Linked DNA regions of Homo sapiens: all the other regions are linked to region 1. A link is an interaction called in ENCODE POLR2A ChIA-PET data of the cell type or tissue named here. Cell type or tissue: MCF 10A. All regions are shown on one strand. Region 1 overlaps HECW1 (HECT, C2 and WW domain containing E3 ubiquitin protein ligase 1). Region 2 overlaps HECW1 (HECT, C2 and WW domain containing E3 ubiquitin protein ligase 1). Region 3 has its middle 9.5 kb from the start of STK17A.

What was found. ChIA-PET counts read pairs that join two places held together with the same protein. Peaks named below come from ENCODE experiments on the same cell type or tissue, not always from the same donor. Only the 100,000 strongest peaks of a DNase experiment are listed, where the experiment ranks them.
Region 2: POLR2A ChIA-PET joins it to region 1 with 14 read pairs; 2 of 35 experiments call an interaction of 5 or more read pairs at or near these places.
Region 3: POLR2A ChIA-PET joins it to region 1 with 13 read pairs; 7 of 35 experiments call an interaction of 5 or more read pairs at or near these places.

What each region holds. Positions count from the first base shown.
Region 1 is chr7:43,459,635-43,467,634 of GRCh38, reverse strand. HECW1 (HECT, C2 and WW domain containing E3 ubiquitin protein ligase 1) reads right to left here. Exons shown (of 30, transcript NM_015052.5): 14 at 3,836-3,975; 15 at 1,067-1,188. Among named protein-coding and RNA genes, the nearest start is that of LUARIS, 59 kb to the left of the region's middle. RefSeq lists an enhancer at 1-134. In MCF 10A, no CTCF peak of the experiment used is centred here; DNase peaks (open chromatin) are centred at 1,304, 3,904 and 4,564.
Region 2 is chr7:43,555,637-43,563,636 of GRCh38, reverse strand. HECW1 (HECT, C2 and WW domain containing E3 ubiquitin protein ligase 1) reads right to left here. Exons shown (of 30, transcript NM_015052.5): 30 at 1-1,822. The coding sequence ends at 1,711. Among named protein-coding and RNA genes, the nearest start is that of STK17A, 23 kb to the left of the region's middle. In MCF 10A, no CTCF peak of the experiment used is centred here; a DNase peak (open chromatin) is centred at 4,246.
Region 3 is chr7:43,569,642-43,577,641 of GRCh38, reverse strand. No RefSeq gene overlaps it. Among named protein-coding and RNA genes, the nearest start is that of STK17A, 9.5 kb to the left of the region's middle. RefSeq lists enhancers at 1-182, 1-513 and a silencer at 5,013-5,092. In MCF 10A, no CTCF peak of the experiment used is centred here; DNase peaks (open chromatin) are centred at 21 and 4,971.

The DNA.
Region 1 (8,000 bases):
TTGAATCAGCCTGTGTCTTAACCCCCTCAGCTCAGTCTCTCCCCGACACTCTGCCAGAGAAAATGCATCATCAACCCCTCTGGTCAGGCAGCCCAAGTGCTACTCTTGGTTCCTGTGGCCTGCTGCAGTAGACCCAGGCTCCTTTGCATGAGTTACCAGGTGATCTGCTGCCCAATCTCAAGCCCCTCCTCCCCTCTCCCTCCTGCCAGCCACCCACACTCACCACCCTGGACTTATCCCCCAGGCCTCCTCACGGGTGCATCCTTTCTACAGATGTCCCTCTGCCTGGACTTCTTCCTGTCCACTTTCGACCTTCAGGACTCAATTCAGCCGCCTCCCCAAGAATGCTCCCTGGCGCCCCCAGAGCACTCTGTCCTCCCTCAGTTCGGCCTGGTCCTGTCACACTGGGCTGATGTTTTTCACGTCATTGCTCCTCAAAATGGGAACTCCTACTCTTTAGGTGTCACCTTAATCTGTCTTTGTGACTCCAGCACCTAGATCTGAGCCTGAACCACAGAAAATGTTTGTTGAATGGAAAAATTAATGAATATAGTGATATCATGCCATTGCTTTCTTGAAAATACCAAAAAAGCAATGAAAAAACTACATATGTAAAATCATATGAAATTTAACTTCAGCACGATATTCGAAAAAACCATATCAAAAGGAAACCTAGTTATTTACCTAGAAGAACTCTGCTTTGAAATTGTATCAGTGAAAATGATTTTATAAAATGATTAGGCTGAAGGGAATCTGGCCAATTCATAATCTTGCTCCTTTAAAATTTTAATAATAATAAAAACAGGTTTGTTTCCAAAGCACTTTCACTGACATTAACACATTTCAGCCTTAAAAAAAACCCAAAGAGGCAACAGCATTTCCAAATCCAGCCTTTTTCCTTTTTGGGAGACTCACGGATAGTCAAAAGAGTGGACTGAGCTGTTTTCTTTGTTTTTTCTTGCTTATGTTAAAATTCTACCCTTTTAGATCTATCAGATGACTTTACAAAGCTGTGTTTTGGGTCTTGCCGAGCCAGGCCGCCCCCTCTGCATTTTAGGGCACTCACATAATTGGCATGTAGCACAGTGAAGAACTCGGGGTTGGTGATGAACTTGACCGCTGGGGACTGCAGCAGCAAGGTGATTTTTTGTGAGTTCACTGGAGAAAGTGACCCTTCTCTCCTTAGATCTGAAAAAAAGTGAAGCAAAGCAACAGAATGCATTGGGAAAAAGGCATTTCAACCTCTGTACTTCGCTCCTGACAGTGGCAGCACACAAGCCTTCACCCACACAGCAGACTGTTGGATTTAGGCCAAGTGTCATTACTTTATGTATGTCAGTTAAGAATCATCATTTCCTTAGTAGTGTTTCGCATAACTTCAGTAAGGCTCAAGTCCTCCAACATCTCTTCCCTTTTATCACAATGATTTTCTTTCTTTTCTTTTCCCTCCCTCCCTTCCTTCCTTCTTTCCTTCCTTCCTTCTTTCTCTCTCTCTTTCCCTTTCTTTCTTTTTCTTTCTTTCATCTTTCTTTCCTTCTTTCTCTTTCTTCTCTCTCCTTCCTTCCTTCCTTCCCTCCCTCCCTCCTTCCCCCTTCCTTCCTTCCTTCCTTCCCTCTGTCCCTCCCTCCTCCCCCCTTCCTTCCTTCCTTCCCTCCCTCCCTTCTTTCTTCTTTCTTTCTCTTTCTTTTCTTCCTTTCTTCCTTTCTTCTTTCTTTCTTCTCTCTCTCTCTTTGTCTTTCTTGAGACAGCGTCTCGCTCTGTCATCCAGGCTGGAGTGCAGCCGCGCAATTGCAGCTCACCGCAGCCTTTAATTCCTGGGGTCAAGCCATCCTCCCAGATACTCAGCCTGCTGAGTAGCTGCGACTACAGGCATGCAGCACCATGCCTGGCTATTTTTTTCTTATTTCCTTCACAAGTTGCTAACCACAGCTGTGATAGATTGTTTGCAGAAAGGACCACAATTCCTCTCCTCCTTGTATCCACACCCAGTTGTATTGGGACTTCGCTGCTCTTCCCCTTGCTGAATTGGGGCTGGCCTTGTGCCTTGTTTCAACCAATAGAACATGTCAGAAGTGACAACGGGTCAGTTCTGCATCAGGGTTTCAAGAGACCTGTGTGTCTCCACTCTCTGGTAACCCTGCCACTGCCATGAGAATGAGCTTGGGCAAGCCTGCTGCAAGATGAGAGGCCACCAGGCCACAGGAGCAGGAACAAGCCACCCTAGTGGCAGCCATCTCAGGTCAGCCTGTGGCCGACTCCGCAGCTGACCCACGATGGACAGGTGAGCCCAGCAGCATCCTGAGGAACCACCCAGCTGAGCTCAGCTCAAATTGCCAACCTGTAGAACTGTGGGGTAGATGCATGGCTGTGAGTTTCAGCCACTAATTGTGGGATTTTTTTCTATACAGTAAATGCCAACTTATTTAATATCAAACTCAGAAATAAACTTTCTGCTGCTTTTTCCTCATGTTTCTAGTTACTTGGCTATTGTACCATGTCTCTCTCAGAAGTTTGAACAAAGAAATTAATAACAGGCCAGGTGTGATGTCTCGTGCCTGTAATCCTAGCACTTCGGGAGGCTGAGGCGGGAGGATCACTTGAGGCCAGGAATTTGAGACCAGCCTGGGCAACATAGCAAGACTCTGTCTCTACAAAAAATGAAAAAATTAGCCAGGCATGGTGGTGCATGCCTGAGGTCCCAGCTACTCAGGAGGCTGTGTTGGGAGGACTGTTTGAGCCCAGGAGTTTGAGGCTGCAGTGAGCTATGATCGCACCATGCACTCCAGCCTGGGTGAAAAAGAGAGACTCTGTCTTCAATAATAATAATAATAACAGAAAAACCTAAACTAGTCAGTTTAGTTAGCATACCTGGTAAAATGAATAGAAAGGGGGAAATTAAAATTGGTGGTGGAACTGTGGATGTGCATTTTGAAAAATCACATGAAAATGTCCAATATTCTGCATTGCTGTAGACAGCTAAGACCTGGCAGGATTGGAATCCCAGTGCTGCCTGCCCAGACTGTTCTCTAAGCCTTCTTTTGGCAAATAAATCTGCCATCATTTACCCAACTTAAAAAGAAAGTGGATTATTAGGATGTCACTGTGATAATCTTATCTCATTACAGGTTAAAAAAAAAAAAGTGGAAGCCAGTCTCATGCCTTTTGATTATCCTTGTCTGAGTCCCACTTGGGCAAATTCAAAGAAATGAAAACCATGAAAACCAGACCAAGGTGAATGCCTACTGTAGTGGGAAAAAATTCCCTCCTGTGGCATGCTGGAAAACCTCTTCACTCCCAGGTTCCTCTCTTGGGGGAACTGAATTTTATTCTACAAACAAGTGATTATTCCTAGTGTTGTCACATGGCTCCTTTGCAATATACTGTGAATTTTTATTGCATGTTTTATTTATAAGTGAAAAAATCCTTAGAACACCAACAAATACAATAAATTTACTTAACAATAACTTATAAATAAATAAAACATTTACTTAACAATAAATGATTGAGCCACTGACAAAGTTGCCTTGCTCCACAAGCACTGTAGCAAACTCAGCTCCATCCCCAGAATTCATCTGCTTTCCTGTCTCCAGATCCCCATGCCAGGGTGGTGGTGTTTCCTTCACTGTGATCACTTCTCCTAAGTTTCCTGGTGGGAAGCTCATTCTGTCTGCTTTCCCTTGCGGGCACCAGGCATGCCTCTGTCCTCCACCCTGGACTTCCACTCTCTTCACCCTGGGGCACATTGCTCCCCATGAGGCAGGGTGGGAGGCTTGTAGCCCTCTGTCACACAGCCCCTGAAAGCCATCACAGGTTGTGGGGACCCCTCCTCCAATACCTAAGCTGGACTGGGAAGATTCGGCTTCTGAGTCACTCCCTCCACCTCCGCCTCCTCCTGCTGGGGCTTGCTCGCAGCTTTGGCTGCCAGAATCTTCTTCGGACCTCTCTGTTGCAATGGTTCGCTGAATGTTTTGATACCTTTGCATTAGAAAATGGAAAGACAGGAGTTAACTTTGGTTTGCTCCTTGGGGGCCAAAACTCTGAATCAGATAATTGGAGAAATCTGTAAAGAATTGTCTTGAATGTCAGGAAAGAAATGCTTAAAATTCCCACAAGATAGCCAGAACAATTAGCAAGACAAGTATCTCTAAGACGATTCAAGTTCTTTTTGTTTTGCAAGCTATGATGAGTTTCAAGTATGGCGACTTTTAAAAAATCAACACAAATAATAACTAATCATGCAAAACAGCCTGTGCCCTGCATTAAACAAAATCAGGCTAAGTCTAAAATAAGAGTGTGGGAAGTAAATTAAAATGCTACAACTAAGATATCAAATTACCTCAACATTATTGTAATAAGTGTACAAACTGGGCTAGCAGTTCTACTCAGTTTTATTTGTCGGGTAATTGATATAATTGGGCAGAGGTCATGGAAATATTACATCTGATAGCATGCTGGCAAATAAATAAATGTTTTCTGCTTATTCAAAGGCTCATTTTGTTTTTCTTCCCAAGTTGGGGATTTAGTCATTTGGCCTGCCAGCTGGCCACCTTGCCAAGTACTAAATATTTCCTAACCCTTCCAATGTGTGCAGGCTCTGTGCTGGACTTTCAGATGGAAGAGAGGATTAGAATATGACATTGCCCTTTAAACACACACAGTCGAGATGTAACAAAAGGGAAATGGGACAGAAGCCATAACTCCAGCCAGGTGAAAGGCTGTCACAGACAGGCAAGAGGTATGTGGGACACAGATGAGGAGACTCCCAAGGTTTGTAAATTGTGAAGCTGGAGTATGAATTTGTTGGGGAGCTTGTTGGGAAAGGGCATTTCAGAAAAGAAACAACATGTACAAAAGCAGGCCACCCTTGGGGAGCTCTGAGATGCCTGGCAGCGGCATCAGGATGTGTGGGCACCTGGCAGGGCCAGGAGACCAGTGGAGAGGGAAGAGGGAGCCCCAGAGGGCGCCCTGCAGTAGGATGGGTGTTATTCTCTAGGCCACAGGTTCCCCAACCTGAGCTACGCAGAATCACCCGCAGGACTTAAAACACAGACTGCCAGCCCCACCCCCTGAGTCTCCGATTCAGTAGGTTTGGTGTAGGGCCCAAGAATGTGCATTTCTTTTTTCTTTTCTCTTTTTTTTTTCCAGAATGTGCATTTCTGATGAGTTCCCAGGTGATCCTGATGCTGCTGGCCCAGGGATCAATCTTGAGAATGAACCATTGCTCTTGGTGATGGGTGGCTGCTAAAAAAAAACCAGGCAGGGCCAGATGTACATGGAGATTGATCATCCAGTGTCGGAGTGGAGAATGCACTGGAGGAGAGGAGCTGGGAGCTGTGGAGAGCAGCTGGGGGCTCCTGCAACAGCCTAGGCTGGAGACTTTCCTGGAGACTTTTTGTCTCCAGGAAAGCAATGAAGGGGTGGAGGGAGGGGGTGAAGAGGAGGAGGAGGATGAGAGACAAGGTAGCAGGGAATAGCCTGTCTCCAAGTGCAGTCCCAGGTGGGAAAGCACGGGGATGCTCGCTGCACAGATGAGGCTCCACTATGGCAGGATTTCTGCAGACCAGTGCCCCGCTCTTTCCTTGACCTTACAGAGGAAAGCTTTTTTTACTGTAGTCTCCAGCCATTTGCAAGAGCATCATCTGAGTGATTGTTAAAGTTACAGAAATTGAAGCAAAAGAAAAATCTGCATTTCTAACGAGTTCTTTAGGAAGTATTATTTATATCTAGGTTTGAGAACTATTGGTCTAAGGGCTTTCTTTCAGTTTTATTTTATCTGGAGAGACTCCCACTCACTCTGACACCTTTCAGAAGCCACCTTTGCCTGTAGTGGTTACTGCAAGGCATTTCCTGAGCCGGCCTCTTAGAACAAAATGTGGAAGGGGGCAATGAGCTGAGTGGTGGTGGAATTACAGAGAGAATCATTTGTTGTAATTCACCACCCCGTACATCTGTGGTGGGAGGTTATGAAGAGTGATGGATGGTGAAGGATGGCACTCTGTGATCTTCTCTCTGCTGAGGACTCAGGGAATGTAGCCATGGCAGGAAAGCAGGGGTTGCCAGCAAGAAGCTGCCCAAGTGTGTGACCTTGACCAAGGCAGGGAACGGGGCCTGCCAAAGACTAAGGCAGCTGCTACTGGGAGGATTCCCTAAATGCTTTATGGCAGACTGCATTTCTCAAAATGGTTCAACGATATTTTTAGACCCACATGCTCTTCCAGAACTGTATCTCTCCTTTTAAAAGGTAGAATCCATGTCCCCTTCAACTACCTTGACTAATAGAGTTTGTAACAGTTCGTGATGGAACTTAGCAGCCATGCTCTGAGGTGGCCCAGGCCTCGTGGAAAGTCTCTGTGCAGGTGTCCTGGCTGAGAGGCCCAGCCCACAGCCAGCATCAACCTCCTAATATGTGAGTCTCCAGCCCCGGCCACCCTCTGACTGCAACTAGGAGATATTCTGGGAGAGAACTGCCTAGCTGGGCTCAATCAAACCAGAACCATGAGAAATAACGGTAAGAAGAAATGTTTGTGGTTGTTTTATGCCACTACGTTTGGTGTAGTTTTACTCAGCAACAGATGCCTGGAATAGGGCTTAGACAAATGTCAAGTTGTAGCCTCTCCTTTCCTTCCCAATATGCAGTAAACACAGCAGAGCATTATGAGTAAATATGATCTTATTTGATGAGGATAATGTCAGCAGTGTCACAACCTACTTCACATGTCCTCAGCTGGACCTTGGTTATTGCAGGCCTTACTGAGTCAACAGCCTCAAATCCTGCATTTGACCCTACGTCTGACCTCTGCCGAAGCACAGAGGCAGTTTGGGGAAGCAGGTCATGCAGTGACTTGAGGAGGGTCTCTCAGTCTTTCAGGGCAGGACTGCAGCCTCAGAGGCTCCCGAGCTTTAAACAGGAGAGGGAGGCAGCTCTCTTCTATTTCATTAGGAATTATCCATCAATATCCTCCTCCATTTTTTTGTAGCAAAAGGTTAAATATTTATAATAGATAGAGGGCTAATGAAAATTAGCTAGAAAGTCAGCTGAAATACATAATTTGTAAATGGACACACACACACACACGCACACACGCACACACACGCACGCGCGCACACACACGTACAAAGCCAAACAAGAAGGAAAAAAGCCCTCCAAAACCAAGCCAAACCAATCAGCCAACTACACAACCTCCCCCCTTTAAAAAAGCCCAAGAACAGACAATTCACATGGGAGAAACTACTCCTTATTAAAGAAAAGCTTATGGAAAACAAGTTGACCCTTGCTCCAACAAGTGAAATGTAAGTGGCATCAAAATACGAGGAGCACCTCTTACATCAACAAAAACAAATCAAAAGATAAGATGGAAGTGAAGCTGTAGCTGTTGGTAGAATAAACCCCTAGAACCGCAATGTCTAATGTAGAAAGCAGTTAGGCATTGATACCAAATGCCAAATCCACATTTATCTCCCTTGGCCTAATCTTTTGGGAATAGAACCCTAAGGAAACCCTCCACTATAAGGCAATCTTAGTATTTAGCAGGCCCTTGTGACAAAAAACAGTGACAAAAGCAATAAGCAAAACATTCAACAATATGAAATCAGGTTAACTAAACTTCAGCCATTCAGTGGAATACTATACAAGCAATTACATGTTAACCTGAAGACTATGCGGCAATATTAAATGCTTACAGTGTAGTAAGTGAAAAAAGAATATGAAACTAACTACATATCACCATCATAACCATGTAAGAATTGTGCATGCATATGGAAATTGAAGATGGATACATGTTTTTAAAAAGCTAAATTGGCTGGGCACAGTGGCTCATGTCTGTAATTCCAGCACTTTGGGAGGCCAAGACGGGGGGATGACCTGAAGCCAGGGGTTCGAGACAAGCCTGGCCAACATGGTGAGACCTTCTCTCTACTAAAAATGCAAAAATTAGCTGAGTGCAGTGGTGCATGCCTGTAGTCCCAGCTACTCGGGAGGCTGAGGTAGGAGAATCGCTTGA
Region 2 (8,000 bases), 96 kb before region 1:
TCGGCCTCCCAAAGTGCTGGGATTACAGGCATGAGCCACCGCTCCTGGCCGGAATGCTTTAGAGTGTAGGAACACAAATAACACACTGTCCAGACACAAACTGGTATAATGAGCCATTGGCTTCATATGAAATTCACTTCGTCTTACATTTCTCCCTTGTTTTAATATGGAAAACAATTAAATGACATTTAAATAGTGGGGTCTCTTGAGCTCTTCTTTTTCCCAGTGAAGAAAAACACTTTCATTTATGACCTATTTCAGGCAACATGGATAACAACGTTAGAAAAATAGCAAATGACCATTATGGTTGGGTTTATTTCAAATGTAGTTGAGAGGTTAGGCTGTCTTTGGAGCCTGCAGCTGTTTTTCTGACAACATGAAGTTTTCTGAGATATGTTTTCACTGAATGCTAAAAGAAACTGGATATTTATTTTGATACAAATCAACGTGCCTTTGGGGTGTTATGTTTCTGCCCCAGGAGGATTACTATGGGTGAAGGAGAAGTACTATGTTGCCCTTGATCCCTAACAAGCACCATCACTCTCTGCAGCTTCCTAGTGTGGTCCCGATGGACAATCGAATGCAAAGGAACTTGAACTCCATGATTAAGAAAGGAAAAGGAAAAAAAAATGTGAAAAAAAAATATCAAAGTTTTAAAAAAAGGGTTTGTCTGCCAAGCAAACAAAAGTCATGGCTTTAACAAAAGTCATGGTATCATCTACACATTTTTTTTTCCTTTGTGAAGAACTGTGGCTAGACTAAACAAAACAGAACAGTACAGAACTCAGGGATTCAAACCAAGGTAATATGTCCTTCTTCCCTTTCTCCAGTTGGCATTGCCACATTCTACATAAGACAATGGGGGCTGAAGCCTCATCCTTCATGCTACCTCAATCAAGAAGCTTTCTTTCTTGGACATGTGCACAAGTTTGTCCTTCTTGTGGTGTGAGTATTCACTAGGGATGCTCCCCCTCCTAAACTTCTCTTGAGTTGAGCCCACAATCCCCACAACCATTGGGATGCATTGCATTGCATCAGCAGCAGGTGTTTTCTTGCTGTTGTTAATCGTTAGAAGTGTCATATTTGCACCGTATGTCTAGGCTAGTTCCGGCTGATGGGACTGATGCCACATGTGAATCATGAGTTGAATGTATAAAAATTTCAGCTTTGCCACTGTTGTCCTTTGGATGGATATTATGCACAGGGAAAAGTAGATGGAGAGGAAAACAAAGAGTTGATCAGCTCCTAGTTCTGGAGTTGGTTATTAGAAATTATAAAAAATGGTGGCTCTGCTCAGAAGACATGGGCATATGAAAGCCTGGAGTGCTTAATGCTCACATTTTCCCTTCAATGATAGAAATGGAAGTAAACATTTATTACCATTTGGTCAAGTGTAGCTTAACTTGCATTCATATTTCATTGTTAGTAATGGAGGTATGTGGAGATATACACAGACCTTGAGACAGCTGTTTTTTAATATTGCATACAGGCTAGCAGTTCATTGAAAACAGAGGAGAGAAGCCTGAAGGTTAGATCTTAGAAGAAGGCAGTTCTTCATGCACAGCTTTTGTCAATCCTGATTTGGTTTGAAAATAAAAATCATGGAATACCAAAATCAAAGGAGAGTTGATTAAGGGAAAGGGAAAAGGGGATCATCCCAGGAAGGGTGATGTCACTGGCCAGGAAAATGTCAGGCGAGGTTCCATGTCCTCACTCAAGTCCAAAGGTGCTGGTTTCCTCTACTGCTGTTAACAGCTTTTCATACAACATGGAGTACGAGGGATACGGTGGAAGATCCAGTCGGTTGAAGCATGTGTGTGCCCTGAATGGGGAGAAGAGATTGGTGAGAGTGTTTGTTTCAATGATACAACTGGTTCTGGATCTGTGACTGTCTGAAGTTGTGATTCAAAAAGGAATCAAAAGTGAGCAGGACCATGATTTAGGACCACCATAAAACATTGCACACTAAAGAGCCACATTCCTCTAGAATGAATAGACTGGTGGAAGGAATGGAATAACTAAAAATGGGTTGTTTGCATTTGCAAGCAAACCAACTACACTAGAATGACACTAGCAAACTGATTATAAACTCTATGGTATCAGCCTGATTTGCAAATGAGTTACAAATTTTGATGTGGTCAATGAAGGAGGCAGAAATATAATTAGTATTGAAGGATTATATTCCTAAGTCTTCTTGCCCAGCTCTGATTTCTGAGCCTCTGTGAACCACATGCATCTATTTAGAGGAACCTGAGATGGCCTGGAATTCTGAGATCCAGTTCTCCATTCAAGTCAAGTGTGCTCTGGAGACAAGTCTGACTCCTCTACCCCAGTAGAACCCACAGAACCTAAAGTCGAAGTGCTGCATTTCCAAGAAAAGCTGCCCGTGTGAGCCAGTCCTCTCTGGATGCCTGGAGTGTCCTGGCGCCCGGGGTTCTAGCTTGCTTCATGTGCTTCCTCCTGCATGGCCAGTGTCTGCCTTAGACAAGGAATGTCTTCCTCGCCAGAGGCTAACACCTGGACCTGGAAGACTCATGTGGCTCTCCAGCAGTGGGTACAAGAAGCCCAGCACACATAGATTCCCTGCTGTGGAGCCTTGAATCACCTGACTAGCTGCTCCCTGCCAGAAGTTCTTTGTTTTTACAGAAACTTTGGCTGATGCCGAGTCCTGTACCGTAGTAGAGAGAAAGGTGGATGGGTGCAGGTGAAAGTTCATTTCCTGCCTTTTCCTCCCTAAGGGTGGTGTGTTGAAATGGTGTTTTCAGACACCAACCAGCACAGAAAAGGGCACTCTAAAATCAAACCAAATCAAATAAAATCAAATCACAAAACAAACATACAAAGAAACAAACAAAACTAAACTCTTCATTAGAGTTTTATTTGGGATATTAAACTCTTCTTTTCATTACAAGATCCCTAGGGGACTTGTGTATTATTTACACCTTTGTTTTAAAGTATATAAATCAGAGTATCAGATCACTGCCCAGGCTGATGCAGCACTCAGGTTACGGGGGGAGATTATTTTGGGAATAAGGAAGATGGGAAGAGGAAAGAGGGAAGGTGGGGTTTCCTGCCCATCGAGAATCTAGGGAGGATGCTGGTGTTTTCATCTGCCCAGCACCCATTCCTCCTCCTGGCAGTCCTTGGGGAACTATCCCTAACCCCTACCTCCCTCCTCCCTGTCCCTTTCCCCGCTCAAGCTCCAAAGGCAGGCACAGGGCAGTAGAGTGTCTGGTCTTAGGCCTTAAAGACATAACTGGGAAGAAACATACGAATACAGATTGGCAGAATTCTTAAATTATTATCTAAGATTCAAACAGGCCTTCCTTTACTTTAAAAGAAAATAATTGAAATACTTTACCTAGATGTAAATATTTGAGTGAAAGGGAACTCAGTAAATTGAGTAGGATGGTTACAGTGATTTCTCTCTATGTTAAAAAGATTGCAATGAAACTAGAACATACATTGGGCTATGGCTAAACAGGCGAAGTGGGGTGAAAAATCCCAAGCATGCTTTTGGAACTAGCTGAATTAGCCAGGGGCGAGATAGGAGCAGGCATCATCTTCATAGTTTTCTTCCTCTGGTCATTTTAACTGGCACTCATGAGTGGAAATATTACAGAAAAAAAATCACCTTTACAAATTAGTTGGAACCAAATTAATTCTGTAAAAGATCATTTCTGGGAGTAAACAGAAAGCATTGACGAATAGCACCTAGTCTGAACACTCATGGTTTACTTACTAGTTGCTTTTATTGCATTTATTTAGAGCCTTGGTGAACTCCCTTAGTTTGTCATCTAGAATGAACGAACACAATCAAATCATGATCCAATTCAGCATTCCTAAGAGCTCACCACCCTCCAGGTGTGGTTCTGACAGCACCGAGTGCCTGCTTACCTCATTCCCGTGCACCAAACCAAGCATTGCCCGGTGGTGTGGGGCAGTGGACAGCAAGAAACCAGGGCTTGGAAGACTTCTATGCTGACCCCGGTCTAGTCACTTACCAGCTTTATGACACTGGAAAAGTCAATTAATCTTCCTGAGCCTCAGTTTTCTCACTTGTAAAGTGGGGATAATAATATATGCTGCGTGCACCTCAAAGGGTTATGGGGAGGATCAACGCCAGAACACACATAAATGCGTTTTGTAACCTGTGAATCATCATTTAAACATAAGATTCTCTTAATAATGCAACCATGATTGTGATAATGATTTGGGGAACCGTGTCATACTTGTGGCAACTGAAGCCTCTGGAGTTTTGCACGTGACCTACTGGCAGGTGACTCACTCTCTTCTCACACTTGGTGCGATGGATGTTTTGGAGATCTGCACGGGTCTTTAAGTTGTGTCGAATTCCATGCCATTGGTGTCAAGCTAGGGTTCCAGCATTTTGAGATAATTTTGGATTGGGTTGTGCCAATCCCTGTATTGTTTATCCTTCTAACTGTGTCATCTACACAGTTGATCTCCCCGTCTCCTCTATTTTTCCAAGTTATAGATTGAAATGTTAACCAACACAGGGCCAAAGAAAGTCTTGCTCCTCTCTACTAGAGACCACTTTAAGGTTGTCTAGAAACACACAAAAGTGGCAGCAGTCACTCCTCTTTGCTGCCAATTGTTCAGCCGGTTATGTAAGTTGTGTCTTCCCTTCATGCCAATCTTCTTCCACTGCCTAACTACAGCCTTGTTCTCTTCAGATAGGCCTTGCTCTCTTTCCTTCTAAATTTACTCTTTTTCAAGTTTGCCAATAACCTCTTGATCCCTAAATCCAGAAGCCCATACCGCTCCACCTGCTCCAGCTCTTTAAAAGCATTTGACAGCTCTTCCTCTGGAACATCTCCCTCCTTGGCTTCTCCTTGGTTTCTCAATGGCTGCCATTTTCTCTGCTGAGCTCCCTGATGGCACCCTCAGGCCTCCTTTGTAGGTCCTCTTCTGGCCTTAGGTACTAGAGAGCAGCATTTCTCAGCTTGACACGATTCACTTTTCAAACTTGATAACTCTTTGTTGTGGGAGCTGTTTTGTGCATTGTGAGATGTTTAGCAGCATCCTTGGCTTCTACTCAATGGACACCAGTAGCACCCCTTCCCCTCAACCAAAAATGTCTCCAGACATTGTCAACTGCCTCTTGCGGGGGAAGAGGGGCAAAGTCGCCTTCCCCAGCCCCACTTTGAGAATCACTGCTACAGAGTAAACCAACTACTAACTTAACCAGGCCTCCAACTCCACCCTGGGTCTGGGCTTAGTTTACATCTGCAGTGAAACATGTTCATATTAGAATTTCGTTTGCAACTTTTAGGCCAGTTAATTGCTCATGACTCATAGCTTTGATATCCCTGGTCCCTGCCCCAAAGGTAAACCCAAAGATTCTCCCCTCTCCTTTATTCTATCTCCACACTGCCCAGTGCTACTTCGACTCTGACCTAGCTTCTGCCCTTCTCTTTCCTTCTGAGCCTTTCCTCTGTCCTCCTTTGAGCTCTTGTTCAAAGTAAAGAAACTTTGCCACCTCCTTAAGCTCTTTCCAGATGCTGCCTCCGGGTCCTAGTGTCCCATCTCCAGTTCTCATGGGTGGAAATTGCTCACTGCCCCACACGCTGTGACGTGGATGGACATTCTTCACACTCCCTGCTGTCAATTCCACGTCATGACTTTTGCAATCCTTGATCAGTTTCCATTCCTTTGAATCTCATGTCATTTAGATAATTTATTTTTAAAACCATAGGTTTTGGCTGGCATTTCATTTTAATGAAATAGGATAGAGCAGAAAATAGATTTTATTGCAGATAATAAGGGTAAAGTGCTGTTTTGAGGAACTTGAGTTTCAGATATACACACACATATGTGCAAATGAGTACATGTGCATGTCCTGAGTTGTGATATAAAAGGCATTTCTTTCTGTGGACTATGGTTTAAGAAGCTTGAAAATCAGTGATCCAGATAGATCTTTGGTTCCTTCTGACCCTCTGAACTTCTAACTTATTATGACTATTATCTGGCACTTTGCTGAAGTCTTCTTTTCCACTTCAAGTCCTCCTACCAGACTGTGTGGCAACTAAGTCCACATGGCTGACAGGGTGAACACCCAAGCCCCCAGTTCCTTGACCTCAACTCCAGTGACAGTCCTGCCTCTCATCTACTTCAACTATGAAATTATATCCCAGAAGCCTCTACCCTCAAAGTCCTTTCTCCTGGCCCTCACACATCTTTTAGCAGGCAGGGGCTTGGACTGACACAAAGGTTTTATGTAGCCTGGGCTATGACCGGGTTTTGCTGTGGCGGTGTCTGGCGCTCTCATCTGGGAAGCCAGTTGCCTTTCCTTTCTGCAGAGGAAGGACTTGAGGAAAGAGCTGAAGGCTGCCTCTCCCAGAGTGCAGGCCACATGCACTGTGGCTCACAGTACCTGGGAAGCCCATGCCACCCTGGGTCTGCTTTGCTTCCTGCCTGCTCAGGGCTTCCTGTCACCTGCCATAGTCAGGTCAGGTCTTCCCGAACGACAGTTTCTGGAAGTCAGAGGTTCTTTCTTTCTATCCACACATAGATGACATTTTTTTAGGTTCTTTGATCTTCAGACATTGTCCAAAGGAGATTGGACAGGGGTCACTATTCAGGGAGTTATTTTCAGTGTCCTCTTAGAGGCATTTGCTTCTTGTCCCAAGAAGAGGTCCCTACTTCCCCAAGAAACCATCTCGGGGGCTTGTGGTGCAGCAGCCCTCTTAGGGGTGCCTTGGTTCAGATATGAAGAACGTGTTCATAAGCCCAATGTCTGCCTTAGAAGCTCTCTGTGTGGGTTAATAATATTAATGTGTATTTCAAAGCTTCCAAAGCAAATATGGAAATTACATTCAATCTGTGACCCCAGATAACAGAAGCAATGACTCTCATTTCCTAAAGAATAGAGACTCCTCAGCACGGTCTTTTCTTTTTTCTTTCTTTTTTTTTTTTAATTTAATTTGAGACAAGGTCTCACTCTGTTGCCCAGCCTGGAGTGTGGTGGTGCAATCACAGTTCACTGCAGCCTCAGCCTCCTGGGCTCAAGTCATCCTCCTGCCTCAGCTTCCCAAATAGCTGGGACTACCGGTGCATGCCACCATGCCCAGCTAATTTTTTAAATTTTTTGTAGAGACGAGGTCTTGTCCTGTTGCCCAGGTTGGTCTTGAACTCTTGGGCGCAAGCTATCCGCCTGCCTTAGCCTCCCACAGTGCTAGGATTACAGGCGTGAGCCACTGCGCCCAGACAGCAGGGTCTTTTGTTTGTGGCTCACCAAACTCTTTCTCAACTGCATCCCCTGTGATGTTGCTCCGGGCATCTTACCCTCTGCACTGGCCAGCTGCACCTTCCTGAACACGTGCTGCCATTCCCCGCTCTCAGCCCTTGCTTGTGTTATTGCTTCAGCCTGGAAGCCCCCTTCTCCCTATTCCTTGCCTCCCAATCCTCCCCTAAATGCCAGTTTTTTAGTGGCATGTTCTCTAGGCAACTTGATTAGGAGGCTCTGTTTCACACTCTCGCAGCACGCTGCTCTTACCCCCTGTGCTCCTCTGATTCTACCTTGTGCTGTGATTAGTTACTATCAGGCCGTGTTCTCCCTAGATTGCAGGTTCCCACGGGCAGGTGTGTGGTTGTAGCTCAGCCCCTCCTCAAGCTGCATGCTATCATCAGTGATGACTCAAGCTGCATTTCTCTAAAATAAAAGCAAGATGTTTCCAAATAACTATATTCTTGAAATCATCATTCAACTTAACAAATGCAAATTCTGCCTTTTTAGTCTTCTTTTCTTGCCAGACTTACATTCACTAGGTTTAGCTATTGGTAGAGCCATGCAAACAACAAAGACCCTTGGAACTGAGGGTCTGCTGAACTGAGTGGGTGAAGCCAGGGCTGAAGCCTGCACCAGGGTGTTCAGCTGTGGTTAACCAGCTGGGCATGCCCATGAATGCTGACCGACACCAGGTGAATTGTCCTCGGGGAAAATCTGGGAAACCTAGGTGAAAGCTATAGTCCAGTAA
Region 3 (8,000 bases), 110 kb before region 1:
GTGAACTGGAGGCCCACAAGCACTGGGGGAATGGGGTGGAGCCACCAGGAATTCGTGTCTTATGCAGGGGAGGAGCCTGGCTAAGGAGCCTAGATAAGGAGCAAAAAAATCCTGCATCACTACTGTGTGGGTAAAATGCTATCAAACAGCATTGCATGCTACAGAGGAATCTTTTGTGAAAGAAAGGGTCAATCAATGTGGCAAACATCATCTTTGTCTTATATTAAGAAATTGCTACAGCCACCCTAACCTTCAGCTACCACCACCTTGATCAGTCAGTTGCCATCAGCATGGAGGCAAGACCCCTCACCAGCAAAAAAATTACAACTTACTGAAGGCTGAGATGATCAATAGCACTTTTTAGCAATATAGTATTTTAAAATTAATGTATGTTGTTTCGCATATACATTCATTTAAAATGTACAATGTATGTACATTGTTTTTCTAGACATAATGCTATTGCTCACTTAATAGACCATAGAATAGTGTAGACATAACTTATATATGCACTGGGAAACCAAAAAATTTGTGTGACTTGCTTTATTATGATATTATTACTGCAGTAGTCTGGAACTGAATCTGCAATATCTCTGGGTTATGTATGCCTATTGTGCCTAATAGAAAATTGGTTGTACCTATAAAAATATTAGACAAAGTAGATGTTAAGGCAAGAAGTATTATAAGAGATAAAATGCATTAGTGAAAAAAGAATCAATTCAATGCTATCTTTAAAAGATAGTATTGAAATATACGAAGCAAAATGACAGAACTAAAAGGAGAAATACACAAATCTACCATCACAACCTGAGATTTTTAACACATTCCTCTCTGTAACTGATAGAACAAGCAGGGAAAAAAATAGAAAGGACATAGAAGCATTGAACAACACAATGAACAAAATTGACATGATACACATACAACACTACAGAATATATATTATTTTGCTGCAAAAAGAATATTTATTGATTATGTAGTGGGTCGTAAAGCACTTTTCAACAATTTTAAAGGACTGAAATTCTATAGAGTATGCCCTATCATCATAGTGGAATTAAGGAAGAAACCAAATGTCATCTATTATTTTGATATAAAACAACCACAACCAAAAGCCACAATCACAAATAAGTGGAAATTGGCCAATTTACTTCTCATCTATGTTGACAGAAAATGCTGGGAAAAAACATTGCATAATATTCAATACCCACTCATGACTGATTAAAATAGAAGGGAATTTCCTAAACTTAAGAAGATACATCTCTAAAAAACCTACAGAAGTATTATCGTTGAAGTCAGAGGCACAGCAAAGTTACGTGCTATCACGACTCTTATTCAGTGTTGCAGTTGAGAACCTAAATAGTGCAGTAAGACACTCTGGCATTAATATTGGAAAGGAAGAATTTAAATGGTCATGAAGGAATAGTCACAATTGTTAAATGTAGAGAATTCTATATTCTACTTCTAGAATATCCAAAAGAATAAACTGGACCGGGCTCATGCCTGTAATCCTAACACTTTGGGAGACCGAGGTGGGAAGATCGCTTGAGCTTAGGAGTTTGAAACCAGCCTGGGCAACATAGTGAAACCTTGTTTCTATTAATGCTATTTTAAAATGTAATAAAAAAGGGCTGGGTGTGATGGCTCATGCCTGTAATCCCACCACTTTGGGAGGGAGGCCGAGGTGGGTGGATTGCTTGAGGTCAGGAGTTCAAGACCAGCCTGATCAACATGGTGAAACCCCGTCTCTACTAAAAATACAAAAATTAGCCGGGCATGGTGGCGGGCATCTGTAATTCCAGCTACTCGGGAGGCTGAGGCATAAGAATCGCTTAAACCCGGGAGGTGTAGGTTGCAGTGAGCCAGGATAGTGCCACTGCACTCCAGCCTGGGTGACAGCATGAGACCCCATCTCAAAAAAGAAAATTTTAAAATAAAAGAAAATAAATAAATAAGTAAAATGTAATAAAAAAGAATCAACTGAAAAATATTAAAATTAATATATTTTAAAAGACAATTAGGTTTAATAAAAATAAATCAATAGCATTCCTACATAATAACAATGAGATATGAAAGCTAATGGGGAACTATTCCATTTGAATAAAATGAAAATAAAGCATGCAGAAACGACCCTCACAAAAATGCACAAAGCTTATATTTTATTTTAAAGAATGTATCTATTCTAAGAGACATAAACAAATGCTTCAATAGAGATACATAGATGAAAAGATTAGATTCTGTAATTCTTTGGAAATAAATCAGTATCTTTAACAAAATTCTAATAAGTCTCAAAAATATGTCTTTTGGAATGTGTTAAAATTATCTCAGAGTTCATCATGAAGAATATCCAAATGAGTGTAGCTAGAAAATTTTTGCAAAAGAAAGTCGTAAGGAGAGAACTGTCCTAACATATTAAAATACAGTATGAAATAAGATAGCTCAACATAGCAGAATAGTTTTGAAATAGAGTTATAATATTTAAGAAACCACAATAAGCCCCAAATCTTCTAAATCATTAAATGTAAAACAAACAAACAAAAACTACAAAATCTAGAAAGAAATGACACATAACAATTAGCTGACTTTTTCTTTTTTTGTTGTTTTTTTGACACGGGGTCTCACTGTTGCCCAGACTGGAGTGGAGTGGTGCCAGCTCGGCTCACTGCAACCTCTGCCTCCTGGATTGAAGCGATTCTCTTGCCTCGGCCTCCCGAGTAGCTGGGATTACAGGCATGTGCCACCATGCTTGGCTAATTTTTGTATTTTTAGTAGAGACAGGTTTTTGCCATGTTGGCTAGGTTGGTCTTGAACTCCTGGCCTCAAATGATCCATCCTCCTTGGCCTCCCAAAGTGCTGGAATTACAGGCATTAGTCACTTTGCCTGGCCTTGACAATTAGCTGATTTCTGAAAGAAAAAGTAACTTCTAAGAAATAAAGCAGTGGAAAAAAACTCCAAGAAAAATATTTGACTACCTAATAATTCAAAAATCATTGCATATCAAAAAATGTTATATGCAAAGTTAGAAGGCAAACAAGCTGGAAATACATTAGCAAAAAGCATTATAGATAAAAATCATACCCTAAATGAAGAACATATAATAAGAGGTGTGCCAACACTATATTAGAAAGAGGTCAAAGAAAATAAAAGATTTTTTTATAGTGAAATGTTCAAATTTAATTTATATTTCCTGGAGAAATATAAATGGGGTTTCATTTTTGCCAATAAAATTGGCAAAGATTTTTAGGGTAATTCAATGCCCATTGTTAGTGATAATGGGGAGAAAGACTGGAAAGATAAAAACCCAAGTGCTTTTTGTTTCCTTGTGTTGTTCTGATCTGTGTTTTTCTGTATAGAGCGCTATACCTGATTTTATCAGATATTCTTACCTGGCCCACCTGTTTTAATATCAACCTGAGTTTATCTTTATCAAATTGCATTATAAGTGTATACTTTCTTTCTTCCTAGTTAGATCAGAAGGGACCATTTATTCTATATCCTCAGTGTGTATAAGTGACACTTTGTAAATATTGATGAATAGATGTGGTTGAATTGAGTATGCAATGCTCTTACTATCCGAGTAAGATAATGGTTAAATGAATTTTGATATATTTACCTGATAGGTTATTATGCAATACTTTTTTTTTTTTGAGATGGAGTTTCTCTTTTGTTGCCCAGGCTGGAGTGCAATAGTGTGATCTCAGCTCACTGCAACCTCCGCCTCCTGGGTTCAAGCTATGCTCCTTCCTCAGCCTCCCAAGTAGCTGGGATTACAAGCATGCACCACCATGCCCAGCTAATTTTGTATTTTTAGTAGAGATGGGGCTTCCCCATGTTGGTCAGGCTGGTCTCGAACTCCCCACCTCAGGTGATCCGCCTTCCTTGGCCTCCCAAAGTTCTGGGATTACAGGCGTGAGCCACCGTGCCTGGCACTTACATATCAACCTTTTGAAAAAGATTTTTAGGGTAGAAAATCAGTTTTCTTAGGTCAATCTGACAGAAGTTTAATCTAAAAAAAATCAACTGGGCAATATTTTTAAACATACAATTATAATAAAAGTATACTTTGTAAATATATATATATATGAAAAAGATAGATTCACTTATTTTTAGAAGCTAGGTCTTTCAAGTGCTGTAAGCTGCCAACATTCTCATTCGTGTTAAATACTTACAGGCTTCAAGGGACTTGTTTTAGCAAACAAACAAACAAAAAAGTAGGCCGAGCATGGTAGCTCATGCTTGTAATCCCAACACTTTGGGAGGCTGAGGTGGGCAGATGGCTTGAGCTCAGGAGTTCGAGACCGGCCTGGTCAACATGGTGAAATCCTGTCTCTACTACAACTACAAAATAATTAGCTGGGCGTGGTGGTGGGCGTCTGTAATCCCAGCTACTCGGGAGGCTGAGGCAGGAGAATTGCTCTAACCCAGGAGGCGGAGGTTGCAGTGAGTGGAGATCACACCACTGCACTCCAGCTTGGGCGACAGAGTAAGACTCTGTCTCAAAAAAAAAAAAAAAGTAAAAAGAAACTGTTCTTCTCAAACCTGCCTTTTCATGGTTTATAATCTTTCATCCCTGATTCATATATTTGAATCTTTCTTCATCGACTTGGACATTTAAAAGTAGTTATGTTGTGGCTTTTTTAGAATGCAGTACTATTTCAAGTTCCATTGGCTCATTCCATCTGTGGATTTTCTTTCCTAGTAATGGAGTTCCTTATATATTTTATACTTTTTTGATGATGAGCTCCTATTTTAACTGTAACTTTGTATTTTTAAATGTTTCAAATAGGGTCTGAGTTGGGAAAGAATCTCTATGATGTGGTTTCTAAATGGCCTCTGCCCTGACTACAGAGCTTGTTGATTGGGAGACAAATTTCTGGCTTAATTTCTCAATGGAGCTTGGGGGTTCTGAAGCATTTGGATGACGTGAATTTGTGTTCTGCACTGTCATGAGCCATGAGTCAGGATTCAGGATCTGTGGTTCACACCACTTCCTCCATCAAACAACTTATTGCCTGCTCTGTGCCAGCAGAGGAGGTTTTTACAACCCAGTCATGAAGAAGTCAGCACTTTCCCAATTTCAGGTTCAATGCCAAGAGTTCATTTTCAGTTCCTTGCTCTATAAGAAGACTGAGGGCTCAAGTCCTGACCCAGAAGAAAACCCATGTCCTTAAAGTGTTTAACCAATTCTTACTAACCACTGTAGCTGTAGGTTTCTTTTTATTGCTAGCTTCTTAGCTTCACTGTATATTACATTAAAAACAATATATATATATATTTTTTTTTTTTTTTTGAGATGGAGTCTTGCTGTCACCCAGGCTGCAGTGCAGTGGCACAATCTCAGCTCGCTGCAGCCTCTGCCTCCTGGGTTCCAGTGATTCTCCTGCCTCAGTCTCCTGGGTAGCTGGGATTACAGGCACACACCACCATGCCTGGCTAATTTTTGCATTTTTAGTAGAGACGGGGTTTCGCCATGTTGGCCAGGCTGGTCTCGAACTCCTGACCTCAGGCAATCCGCCCGCCTTGGCCTCCCAAAGTGCTGGGATTACAGGCGTGAGCCACCACGCCCGGCTTTTTTTTTTTTTTTTCTTTTTTTGAGACAGAGTCTCGCACTGTCGCCCAGGCTGGAGTGCAATGGCGCAATCTTGGCTCACTGCAACCTCCACCTACTGGGTTCATGTGATTCTCCTGCTTCAGTAATTAAGTAGCTTGGATTACAGGCACATACCACCACACCTGGCTAATTTTTTGTATTTTTAGTAGAGTCGGGGTTTCACTATGCTGGCCAGACTGATCTGGAACTCCTGACCTCATGATCAGCCCGCCTCAGGATCCCAAAGTGCAGGGATTACAGGCGTGGGCCACCATCTTTTTACATTTCGAGCATGAGGGTGGTGGTTGTTTTCAAGTCAGCTTAGTGCTCCATCTTAATTGGAAGTCTGCTATTGTTTGCTTGTTTTTTTGTTTTGGTTTATTTTTCAGTCAATTCAGCTGTCTTTTTATGTATTTTGCTTCTATTTCTCAGGGGTCATGTCTTCTGGCTAGCTATTCAGAATGCCAATTAGAAAATACATATTTTTTTTGAGCCAGAGTCTTGCTCTGTTGCCCAGGCTGGAGTGCAGTGGCATGATCATAGCTCACTGCAGCTTTGAACTCCCAGGCTCAAGGGATCCTCCCACCTCAGTCTCCTGAGTAGCTGGGACTATAGATGTGTACCACTGCATCTGGCTAATTAATTATTATTTTTTTTTTTTAGGAGAGATATGGTCTTGCTATGTTGCCCAGGCTGGTCTTGAACTCCTGGCCTCAAGCAGTCCTCTTGCCTTGGCCTCCCAAAGTGCTAGGACCACAGGCATGAGCCGCTGCACCTGGCCCAATTAGAAATTTTTTAATAATTTCAATTGTTGCCAGTAGTGAGTCATCTTCAGGGATGAACTCTTCCTTTGAGTCTTCAGGGTGCTGTTTCTTTTTCTTGTTCTGTGATGTTTGTCATAGTTTCCAGAATTATTTGTCCTTCAGTGAGTAAATTAGACCTAGCTTTTGCTAAGGAACTGTGTGTCTGTGTGTGTGTGTGTGTGTGTGTGTGTGTGTTTTGGTTCAACCCTCTGTTCATTTGGACACCTGGACTCCTACATCTGGACAGCAGGTAGGTGAGCACAGACCAACTGGAGAATCTGGTAAGTATTCATCTAAGTGAAGCTCAGTGGAACTGAGGAAGTATTGCCTTCTACCTTTACTGCTTGCTCTTCTGAAAAACTATGAAAACTACAAGCCACCGCAGGCTTGACCAGAAATGCTTCAGTTTCAAAGGCATTTGCATTTGCTGTCGCCTTTGACCAAGCCACTCTTCCTCCAGAGAGTGTCAACGCTCATTCTCTCATCTCTTAAGATTTTGCCCAAACATCATCTTTTGTCAGCACCTTCCCTAAAAATTCTTTTTATATTTCTAATCCCTTCTATTTCAACCCTCTTCATTTCCTTTCTCTTCCTTTCCTCTCCTTTTTCCCCGTCACACTTACCACCTCTCAACATACTCTATTATGTACTTACTTATTCTTTGTTTTGTTTACTGATGCAACACCAGTGCCTAAAACAATGCCCAGCACAGTGCTGATGTTCAATAAACATTTATTGATAAATTGAATAAATAAGTGCTTTGCCACTAGGGTTCTTCTTTCTCCTACCCTCCCCTACAGAATTTGTGTATGGGGGCTTCATCTTTTGGAATATGCGATACAGGATAATTTTCCTTTAGTTCCTGCTGTCTACATAGGAGTTCTAATCCAGGATAAACATAGAGTGTTACTGATGATGGGGTGGAAAGAGTATCTAAGAACAGTTTAGTGTCTGACCTGAATGAACGAAGTCACCTCCAGATCCACCAGTAAGATGCAATTTTGAACCATAACTTGGCCTTTGATATTTTAAAACTCTTGATACATATCATCAAATTATATTCAGAAAAGTTATGCCAACATGCCAATTTCTCTTTTCTCTGCAGTCTCATTATTAATTAATTAATTAATTATTATTTTTTTGAGACAAGGTCTCACTATGTTGACTAGGCTGGTCTCAAGCTCCGAGCCTCAAGCAGTCCTCCTGCCTTAGCCTCCTGAGTAGTTGGGATTTGTGAGCCACCAGACTTGGCCATTGTCAATTGAAACTAAAGAGTAGCTACCATGCATAGTGAATGCTCTCCTAAGGGTAAACGGTCAGTGTTTCTTCTCAAAAGTTATCCTAAAAAGGAAAGAATGCTGAATGGTCTTTGAATCAATTATCTATTGCCACAAAAAAGTACAGTGATCACAAAATATCACTGGTGTTTAACCATGCACTTTTAGTGTTGATGTCTCCGGGGTCAGCTGGAGGTTGGCCGGGTGGCTCTAATGATCCTGGCTGGGTTTGCTCAAGTACCTGGTGGTCAGCTGGCTGTTGGTTGATCTAGCCTGGCTCGGTTTGGCCCCTGACATCTCTCATTCTCCTCTTATTCCAGGCCTGCTCTCATGGTGAT